2 separate regions of the Mus musculus genome follow, and region 1 is linked to region 2. Evidence: chromatin loops called from intact Hi-C (ENCODE). Cell type or tissue: gastrocnemius. All regions are shown on one strand. Links, peaks and the distances in the headings refer to the core of each region. The heading gives the core; the rest is flanking DNA. Region 1 holds the start of Diablo (diablo, IAP-binding mitochondrial protein). Region 2 has its middle 16 kb from the start of Gm23458.

Region 1 (4,350 bases), core at 1-4,000, 150 kb after region 2:
CTTCAGTTCTTTTACAATGCATTTTTAACCTCAGGACCCTCAAAGGTTAAGCAGCACATGTGCAAAATTTAGCCCCTTCGATTTTGGTACAAGAATAACGGTCTACTTCCCAGTTCAACTGATGCTCAGTTTCAGGGGTGGTGGAGTGGGGGCAGAATCTGTTAAGAACACTGTTTCTATAACATGAGAAAATGGGAAACGTGCTCCACTCGGAAGATGCGGGTTTAGTACAGTACATGGCATCATGGAAGGGGGTACCTATGAAAGTGTGGCAGCTTGTCCAATGCTCAGGAGTTCACTAAGACTTGGAAATAGTCTCTGGGGCAAGTCAGGGTCCGGGCGTTCTTTCCCTGGCCCCTTTACCCTATATATAATAGTCACATGACAGTCCCTTACCTGAGCAATAGGAACCGCACACAGTGTCATGCCAAATCCAGTCAACACAGTTTTGTGCCATGGTTTTATCAATTCTGAGAAACAGCGTTTCTTAGAGTTAGCCAAGACAGGAAAACGCTGTCTGTACCTGGAAACATAAGTCAAAATTTAAAAAGCCCAAAATCAATCTGTAAAAGGCTCTGTGGTCTGCAGGAGTTTTGGACCAAGCAGTAAATGAGACTAAATGAGGAAGTGCCCGCAATCTTCTAAGAAAATAAACCACAGGACGGCCAGTTAAGTCTCGGCACTCGGGAGTCAGGGGCATGCGATCTGAGTTCCACGAGCGACAGGTCAATGCGCGTGGAAGCGTCCCGCCAGGCGGAGAAGTTTCAAAGTCGCCGCAGCCGATTAGCAACTTGACGCCAACGTAAAACTCTCCGGAGTGCGCAGGATTCAGCTTTAGACCCCGGGACCTGGGTTCCAGGTGTCGCCAATGGTCGCCTCCAGCAAATCCCGGGAGCGAGCCGCTGTCGCCGGTGGCCGAGTTTACGGGGACCCGTGCTCTCTCTAACAATGCGCTGCCAGCCAACGCCGTGGCCCGGCTGTCCCTCAGTGTCCCTGGGGACCCCCCAAAGCCAGCCCCCGGGATGCGTGGGAGGAGAACCACTTTCAGGCGCCCGTCCCTGATGGAGGACGAGGGACGAAGGCGGGGGCCCGCCTCTAACTTCAGAAGAAGGCGGGACGCGGCAGCACCACGGCCCGGGGCCGACGCACTGGCCGGCACGGCGCTCCCGGTTCCTCTCCGCCGCCGCCCGCCCTCTGCTACCGCGGCCGTACCTGAACAGAGAGCAGACGCTCCGAGTCACCCAACTTCTCAGAGCCGCCATCCCGCGGCGGACCGACGCCGGACGCACGCGCCGGAAGTGACGCAGCATAGCAAGCAGAAGCGCAAGCGAGGCGGGGCCCAAGGAGCCCGGAGCTTCATGGTCACGCCCCCAGAGGAGGACGCGGTTGCGATTGGACAAACGGAGTGGGCGGGGCCGGGACACCAGGAAACCGCTCTAACGGTCGCACCTGGCTTCCAACCGCTCCGACTTCGTCGCCGGTCCCCGCAGGCTCCAGTGCACGGGTGCTGAAGCCGGGTCGCGCGCCGTGACGCGGGCAGCGGGCTGGGGGGCGAGGCGAGGCGGGGCCGCTCCTGGAAAGGGAGACTGTGTGGCCAGGGAGGGGAAGCTCGGAGCCACGGCGAGGCGCGGTGGGGCGGGGCGGAGCAGGGCGGGGCCGGGGCGCTGTCACTTCAGCACCAAGAAGTAGGTGGTCCAGCCGGCCAGCAGGAGCGCCCCGATGAGCACAGTGTAGCTGAGGAGCACGAAGGCGAGCAGCTCCCGCAGCAACTGCAGCACGTGGATGGTGGACGAGGTCTGCATCGCCCTGCAGAGACCGGGAGCCTGAGCACGCACAGGCTGCACGCAATGAACAGTACTCTTCCAAGGCCAAGGAAGCCCAAAGTGCTATTCTCCCCTACACTGAAAGTCTAAAGCAGTAGTTGCCCCCCACTCTCACTGGCACTTGAACTCAGACAAGGGAAGGAGCCTGGTCTTTTCCAGTCCTGACTCTGTATTAGGCTCCAACCGCCCTCTCTTCCCACCATCTCTTGCATTTTTAATGGAGCTGGTGCCGCTAATGGGCTAGTGGAAGACAGTTTTATTTTCCCTTCACTCAAGCCGCAGCCCTGTCTATGGCCCTGTCTCATAGTGGAGGGGAAGCAGCAGGACATTGCTCATTCCCTCCGTCATTCCCCTGGCCTTGTCGATGATAGATTTTAAGGATTTTTTCTTGTGTGTGCCCCCAGTATGCTTGCCTAATAGCCAGTCAGGATTAAAATTGAAGGGTGTCAAGTGATGGGTACTAACTCGATTTCACTCATATCTTTCTTGATATGCTTTATGCATCTGCCCTTAGCTAATTTCACCTCAGATGCTAAGAGTCACAAGCTAGCTCAAATTCATTGCTGCCTTGCCTAGCAGTTACCATCAATGGCAGCCTCTAGTTTCCCACTCTTCCCAATTTACTTACTTGGCAAAGTTTCCACGACTCTTCCACCTCCACAGCTTCCACAGCCGCTCTCAGGTATGGTGAAAGTAGACTTGTACGCACTCCAGAGATCTGGGCAGAGCTGAGAGGTCTTCAGGCAGCTGGAGCACTCAACAACTAGGTGTGGTCTAGCGACCAATTACAATCTCTGTGTGGTTTCTGAGCTCCCAGGGAGCTGCGCACAGGCAATGCCAGACCAGGCGGGGCATTAACAGCCCTGCCCGCCCTCTGCCTGCATTACCTCCACAGCCTACAGGATGAGGCATCAGCAGTTTCCAGGACTTCTGACTCAAATGGGCTGAACAAGTGGTACACTAGGGGGTATTTCAAGCCCCTTCTTGTCTTGCTTGTCTAAATACTACAGACAGGCTGTACTTCCAATACTGCTAATACTGAGAGCAGCCCAGTTAAGTCTGGGATCTGGCAGAACCACTACACATTCACCAAGACTATCTTAGTAATGGAAAAGCTGCTGTTTTAAGAACGACAAGTGTGAACATGAATATGTGTGTGTGTGAGAACCATAGATGATAGCCCCAGAGCACGTGATCCTAATTTACAAAGTTTAGCAGTTTGCAAACTCAGTGCCCAGGCACTTTCCCAGTATAGCCACTTCTAAATTCAACGACAAAGGTGAGGCCCAGAAGGAGCCAGCTGGGAAAGCACAGAACATGTTCCCGTTCTGATGGAACAAAGGAAAAGTGACCAGGAATAGACAGCGCATCCTTCTGCTTGTACTCGATTATAAAGACTATTATTGACCTCTGAGAAGCAGGCAGTGTGGATGGCAACCCTTTTATAACATCATCATCCAGAAGCAAATGGCTGCTTAATGTAATCAGGATCTCTTATTATCAAATTATTGCCTGGGCGAAGTCTGGGCAAAAACGGGGGCAGGACATCTACACACAGCTCAAGAAGCCAGGGAGTAGTAATTGCTCCCCCAGAGGCCTGGGCAACTAAAGGGCTCCATGTCCTGCCTCATCACCAGAAGGACAGGATGCCTGCCGGGATGTATACTACCACCCAATAACCAGAGTGACAGATGAAAGGGCCAAGTTGTTCAAAACAGGCCTCTCTTCCCTCCTCGCTCACACTTCAAATGGATCGATCCCTCAAGGCAGTTCTGTGTCTTATATTTAATAGCAATCTGCAAACCTGCAAGCTGGGGTATTTTATAGCAATAGATTAACTGAAGCTAAGAAACAGGACATGGGAGCCGACAAGGTGGCTCAGTAGGTAAAGGAGCCTGCTTTCAAGCTTGATGACCTGGATTCAGTCCTCAGGACTCAAATGGTGGAAGGAGAGAACCAACTCTTTGAAAGCTGTCCTCTAGTTTCTACAAGTGTAAATGTGTGTATGTATGTATGTATGTATGTATGTATGTATGTATATATATATGTATATATATGCATGCATGTATATATAAACATACTATACATACACACACACTACATAAATAATAAAGAACTACAACATGGCATAAAATTCACTGTAATCCATCTATAAATGATGAGAATTTTTCCATACTGCCCTTTGCTTCCACAGTCTGGCAAGGTGTCCTCTATGCATCAGATCTGAAAGTACCACTTACAACCTAGAGACAACACTGTGTCTGTATTCCCCTCTTTCCTTTGCTTCAGATACTTAGTTCATTTTGCTGTTTCAAATTTCCTGTGCATTAAAGAAAGGTTCAGCATCTTTGGCCATCAGGGAAATGCAAATTGAAATGAGTCCATCTTACACCTTTTAGAATGGCTATGATCAAAAACATAAGTGACAGCTCCTGCTGGCGAGGATGAGGAGCAAGGGAGCACTCCTCCACTGCTGGTGGGAGCGCAAACCTGGAAGGCACTTAGGAAGTCAATACGGTTTCTCAAA
Region 2 (4,385 bases), core at 218-4,217:
TTGTCCAGCTTAGGTAGCCAGGTAAAGCTGCAGTCTAAAAGCTATACCCGGGGCTGGAGAGATGGCTCAGCAGTTAAGAGTACTGACTGTTCTTCCAGCGGTCCTGTGTTCAATTCCCAGCAACCACATGGTGGCTTACAACCATCTGTAATGGGATCCGATGAACTCTTTTGCTGGGTGGTGGTGGTGAACACCTTTAATCCCAGCACTTGGCAGGCTGAGGCAGGTGGATTTTCTGAGTTTGAAGCCAGCCAGGGCTATCCAGAAAAACCCTGTCTCAAAATGCTTTTTGTTTAAAAGAGCCAGGAATTGTGGGGCAGACAACCCATAATCATAGCACTTGGCAGGCTGAGGCAGAAGGATTGCTTAGAGTTCAAGGTCTGAACAAGTTGCAAGCTAGCCAGAGCTACTTAGCAAGACTCTGTCGGGGGGGGGGGGGGGGGGGATGCAGAACAGCTAGGGGACCAGTAAAGATGGTTTAGACCGATGGTTCTCAACCTTCCTAATGCTGAAATCCTTTAATATAGTTCCTTATATTGTTGTGACCCACATCACCCCACTCCTGACTGGAAAATCACTTTCATTAATATTCATAACTGTCATTTTTGCTACTGTTACGAATTGTAATGTAAATAACTTGTGTTTTTCTTTCTCTTTCTTTCTTTCTTTCTTTCTTTCTTTCTTTCTTTCTTTCTTTTTTTAAAGATCGTACTTATTTAATGTATATGAGTACACTGAAGCTGTCTTCAGATACACCAGAATCCGTTACAGATGGTTGTGAGCCACCATGTGGTTGCTGGGAATTGAACTCAGGACCTCTAGAAAGAGCAGTCGGTGCTCCCAACCGCTGAGCCATCTCTCCAGCCCTAACTTGTGATGGTCTTAGGGTAACCCTTGTGAAAGGGTCGTGACCCACAGGCTGAGTACTCAGGCCTTCACCACTCAGCCTGCCCTAGTAAGCTGAGATGGTTTCCCTACCTAGTGGAAGGAGAAACCCGACTGACACAGGCTGTCCTCTGACAGTCACATGCCCACCCGCCTTGGCCCATGCATGTCTGCACACATGCACACAAGGTTGATGGAGTGCTTGCCTGACAAGCTTGAAGCCTGGGGGGCGGGGTTTGATGCTCAGAATCGTATAGACAGGTGTGTGGTATAATTCTAGAGGCGGGAGGGTCAGAGTTCAAGTTCATCTCAGCCTGGAGCTAAAGACCCGCTCTCCAAAAAGAAAAGTCACAGCCGGGTGTGGTGGCGCACGCCTTTAATCCCAACACTTGAGAGGCAGAGGCAGGCGAATTTCTGAGTTCGAGGCCAGCCTGGTCTACAAAGTGAGCTCCAGAACAGCCAGGGCTACACAGAGAAACCCTGTCTCGAAAAACCAAAAAAAAAGAAAAAAAAAGAAAAGAAAAGTCACATTCTCGACATCACAGGCCTTTGGGTGTTGGGGCTCCGGGAAGTTTGTCTCTATTTTTTTGTCTTTTTGGTTTGGGGTTTGTTTTGCTTTGCTTTAGGGTTTTTTGTTGTTTTTAGGCAAGGGTTCACTTTCTGTCCTCCCTGTTTGTATCACAAAGGTGTTGAGAGTAAGTCCTCCTGGTGAGGTTTGATCTGTGGCTGTGTAATGCTAAATTCTGTACCGGAAGGGAAGGTCTAGACCTAAGTGAATTCTCCTGTTCACCAGTTTTTGTTGCACAAACCTTGATTTAAAGCTCTTGGTTAAATAAAATTGGCTCTAGCCAACTACTGGAGAGATTAGGGGTAGGTGAATTTTGAGTTCCCTGGTTGGGGGTGGAGAAGAGAGAAAAAATGGGGAGAGGACAAAAGGAGGAGGAAAAATGAGAGGAGAGGAAGCCAAGATGGATCACGGGCACATGGCCAAGAGAAAGGGCAAGTATCTGGGGTACACGCCTGGGGACATAGTCTAAGTCTCATTTATTTGTAAATCAGTTGGGGATAAGCTTAAATCAGTTGTTCTACACAAGGGTACCCCAAGCCTGAATTTTTTGTTTTTGTTTTTGTTTTAAAACGGGATCTTGCTGTGTAACTGAAATTGGCTTAAACTTGTGATCCTCCTGCCTCAGCCTCTGAAGTGTCAGGGTTGTAGAGGGATACATAGGCATGTACCGCCATGTTTGCCCCGCCCCCCGCCCCCCCCCCCCATCCATCAGATCTGTGTCCCATCGTGGATGTTACGTCTGCCTTCTCTGCTGCAGGAGGCTCTGGCTGACTCAGGTGGACACAATTGTACTGCGACCTCTTTTTGGCCTGTAGCTGCTTACCGGTGGTCAGGCTCCAACCAGAGCCATCTGGCTCGTTCTCAGCCCTTCCTCGTGGGCTTTTTCCTGCCGGTGCAGTCTCACTTCTTGCAGCTGAAACTTGGCTCTGGTCCCAGGCAGAGGGCTGAGGAAGTTTAGAGGTCCGAGAAGATGAATGGCTTCTTGTATCTGCTTCTCCTTCCCGCTCCTCCTCTTCATCGTGTACCGGGTTTTTTTTTTTTTTTTTTTTAAAACCGGAATTGATTGCTCAGCTAAATCAGTCCCTTCTAGGGAAATTTCAGCTGTATAAAACACAAGTCATGGGGACCTTGCTTACATAACAGGGTTTTGGTTTTTGTTTTTGGGGGTTTTTTGTTTGTTTAAAAAAAGGGGGGTGGTAGCCGGGCATGGTGGCGCACACCTTTAATCCCAGCACTCGGGAGGCAGAGGCAGGTGGATTTCTGAGTTCGAGGCCAGCCTTGTGAGTTCCAGGACAGCCAGGGCTACACAGAGAAACCCTGTCTGGAAAAAATACAAAACAAAAAAAAAGGAAGAAGACTCCACTGGCTCAGCTGGTGCACATTCATGGCGTGCTCGCTTTCCTGGGATTCACACTGCTCACATGCTTGCTCTGAGACTCTTGCCACATCTCCTACCCACATCTCTAGTCCCCAGTTCTGTCTCTTGTCCTGTGTCACTTTCTCCATGGCTCCAGCTGTCTCTTGACTATGTGGCGCTGCTTTCTTTCATATCTCCCTTCATGACGGGTAAACCCGTGCACAGAGCAGACATTGGTTGAGGACACTCTGTAAGAAGGACCCGGGCAGCTGTGACTCACTTGGCTGAAAAGTGAGCCAAAGCCCTAAGCAAGATGCCCGGCAGACAGAAAAAAAAAAACAAAACAAAAAACTCAAGTCCCTGGGAAAGCAACAATATGACTGAGGTCAGTGGTAGAGTTGAGGAGAGGTAGGGTAGGTCCTATAAGGTCAGCCAAGTTTAACTTCAAAGCTCACAGTAAACCGTTTAGGCAAGTTGCATTTCCCTCTGCCTCCACCAGAGGACGCCCTTCACTGTTTCTAATTGTTAGTCTGGGCTGTCCAGCTGAGGCAATCTCTAGACTACAGCTATTGGTTCAGGGATGGATGCGTGACCTAAAGAGGTGCAATGAGAGAGTCAGCTTGGGGAATTTCCAGGGCACTAGTTTAAAGATGGCTTTTGGAGCCCGTGTCCAGGTTGTTAAACGTGACCGAAGCCAACACAAAGTGTTGAGAGCCCGCGAGGCTGAGGTTTCATGTTAGGGAAGCAGCCCCAATTGCCTCTCTCCAACCTGTTGGTCCTGTGAGCCAATATATGCCCTGGAAGGGTTAGGCTAGTTTGTAGGAGTCTTTCCTCAGGTGAGACCCTCAGCCTACATCCCAGGGCTCAGAGTGTCTATTTGATGACTCCAGTCTTGACAGAGCCCTCCAACTCTTGAGTCCTCTTTGCTAAATATACAGGCAAGACAATGTAAGGGACATCTGTCCCGGCTCCAAACATCCCCTTTTAGAGCTGGGTAACAAGGATTTTGAAATTTCAAAGCTGAGAACAAGAAGATAAACAGAATAGCATGGACGTAATTCTCAGACTGTCCATACAGCCTTTCCCGGAGTCTTTGGCACTCTCCTGCTACCTGCTCACCCTCAGGCAAGTCTCTTACATTTTTCTCTTTGGTAAAACAGGGAGAATAATAGAGCCCGCTTCTAATTGTAAAAAACAATTACATTTTGGGGGGGAAGGAGAGGGTGATCGGGTTGAGAAAGTGCACATGCCACAGCCAGCATGGAGGACAATTTGCAGGATGATTGACATTGGACTTGCCCGACCAGGGTGCCCCACCCTGTGCATAGCCTGACTAGTCCCTGTGGGATAAGTGGAGCTCCCCGGATGCAGTCAGAGAAGAAGAGATTCTAGGGCTGAGGAGAGAACATGAATACAGGACTTCAGGTCAGATAACACATCCCAGCCCTGAGCACTGGGCTCAGGAATGCAAGCCCTGAGCAGGCTCAGTAAAGCAGCCTACTGGAGACCCTGTCTTCCAGTACCTGTTGCTTTTTCTCCATCTGCTCACTGAAAGGGCCTCCGGGAGGCAAGGAG

Evidence for each region. A loop is a pair of places that touch in the nucleus more often than their neighbours do. Peaks named below come from ENCODE experiments on the same cell type or tissue, not always from the same donor. Only the 100,000 strongest peaks of a DNase experiment are listed, where the experiment ranks them.
Region 1: a loop joins it to region 2, with 2.5 times the contacts of the local background. A loop is called at or near these places in 1 of 42 quality-filtered maps.

The regions. Positions count from the first base shown.
Region 1 is chr5:123,522,859-123,527,208 of GRCm38, forward strand. Diablo (diablo, IAP-binding mitochondrial protein) reads right to left here and starts at 1,306. Exons shown (of 6, transcript NM_023232.3): 1 at 1,213-1,306; 2 at 397-523. The coding sequence starts at 1,262. In gastrocnemius, for the core only: a CTCF peak has its summit at 1,778; a DNase peak (open chromatin) is centred at 1,343; H3K4me3 peaks cover 2,048 bases; H3K27ac peaks cover 1,370 bases.
Region 2 is chr5:123,374,377-123,378,761 of GRCm38, forward strand. No RefSeq gene overlaps it. Among named protein-coding and RNA genes, the nearest start is that of Gm23458, 16 kb to the left of the region's middle. In gastrocnemius, for the core only: no CTCF peak of the experiment used is centred there; DNase peaks (open chromatin) are centred at 1,867, 2,353 and 3,316; H3K4me3 peaks cover 833 bases; H3K27ac peaks cover 585 bases.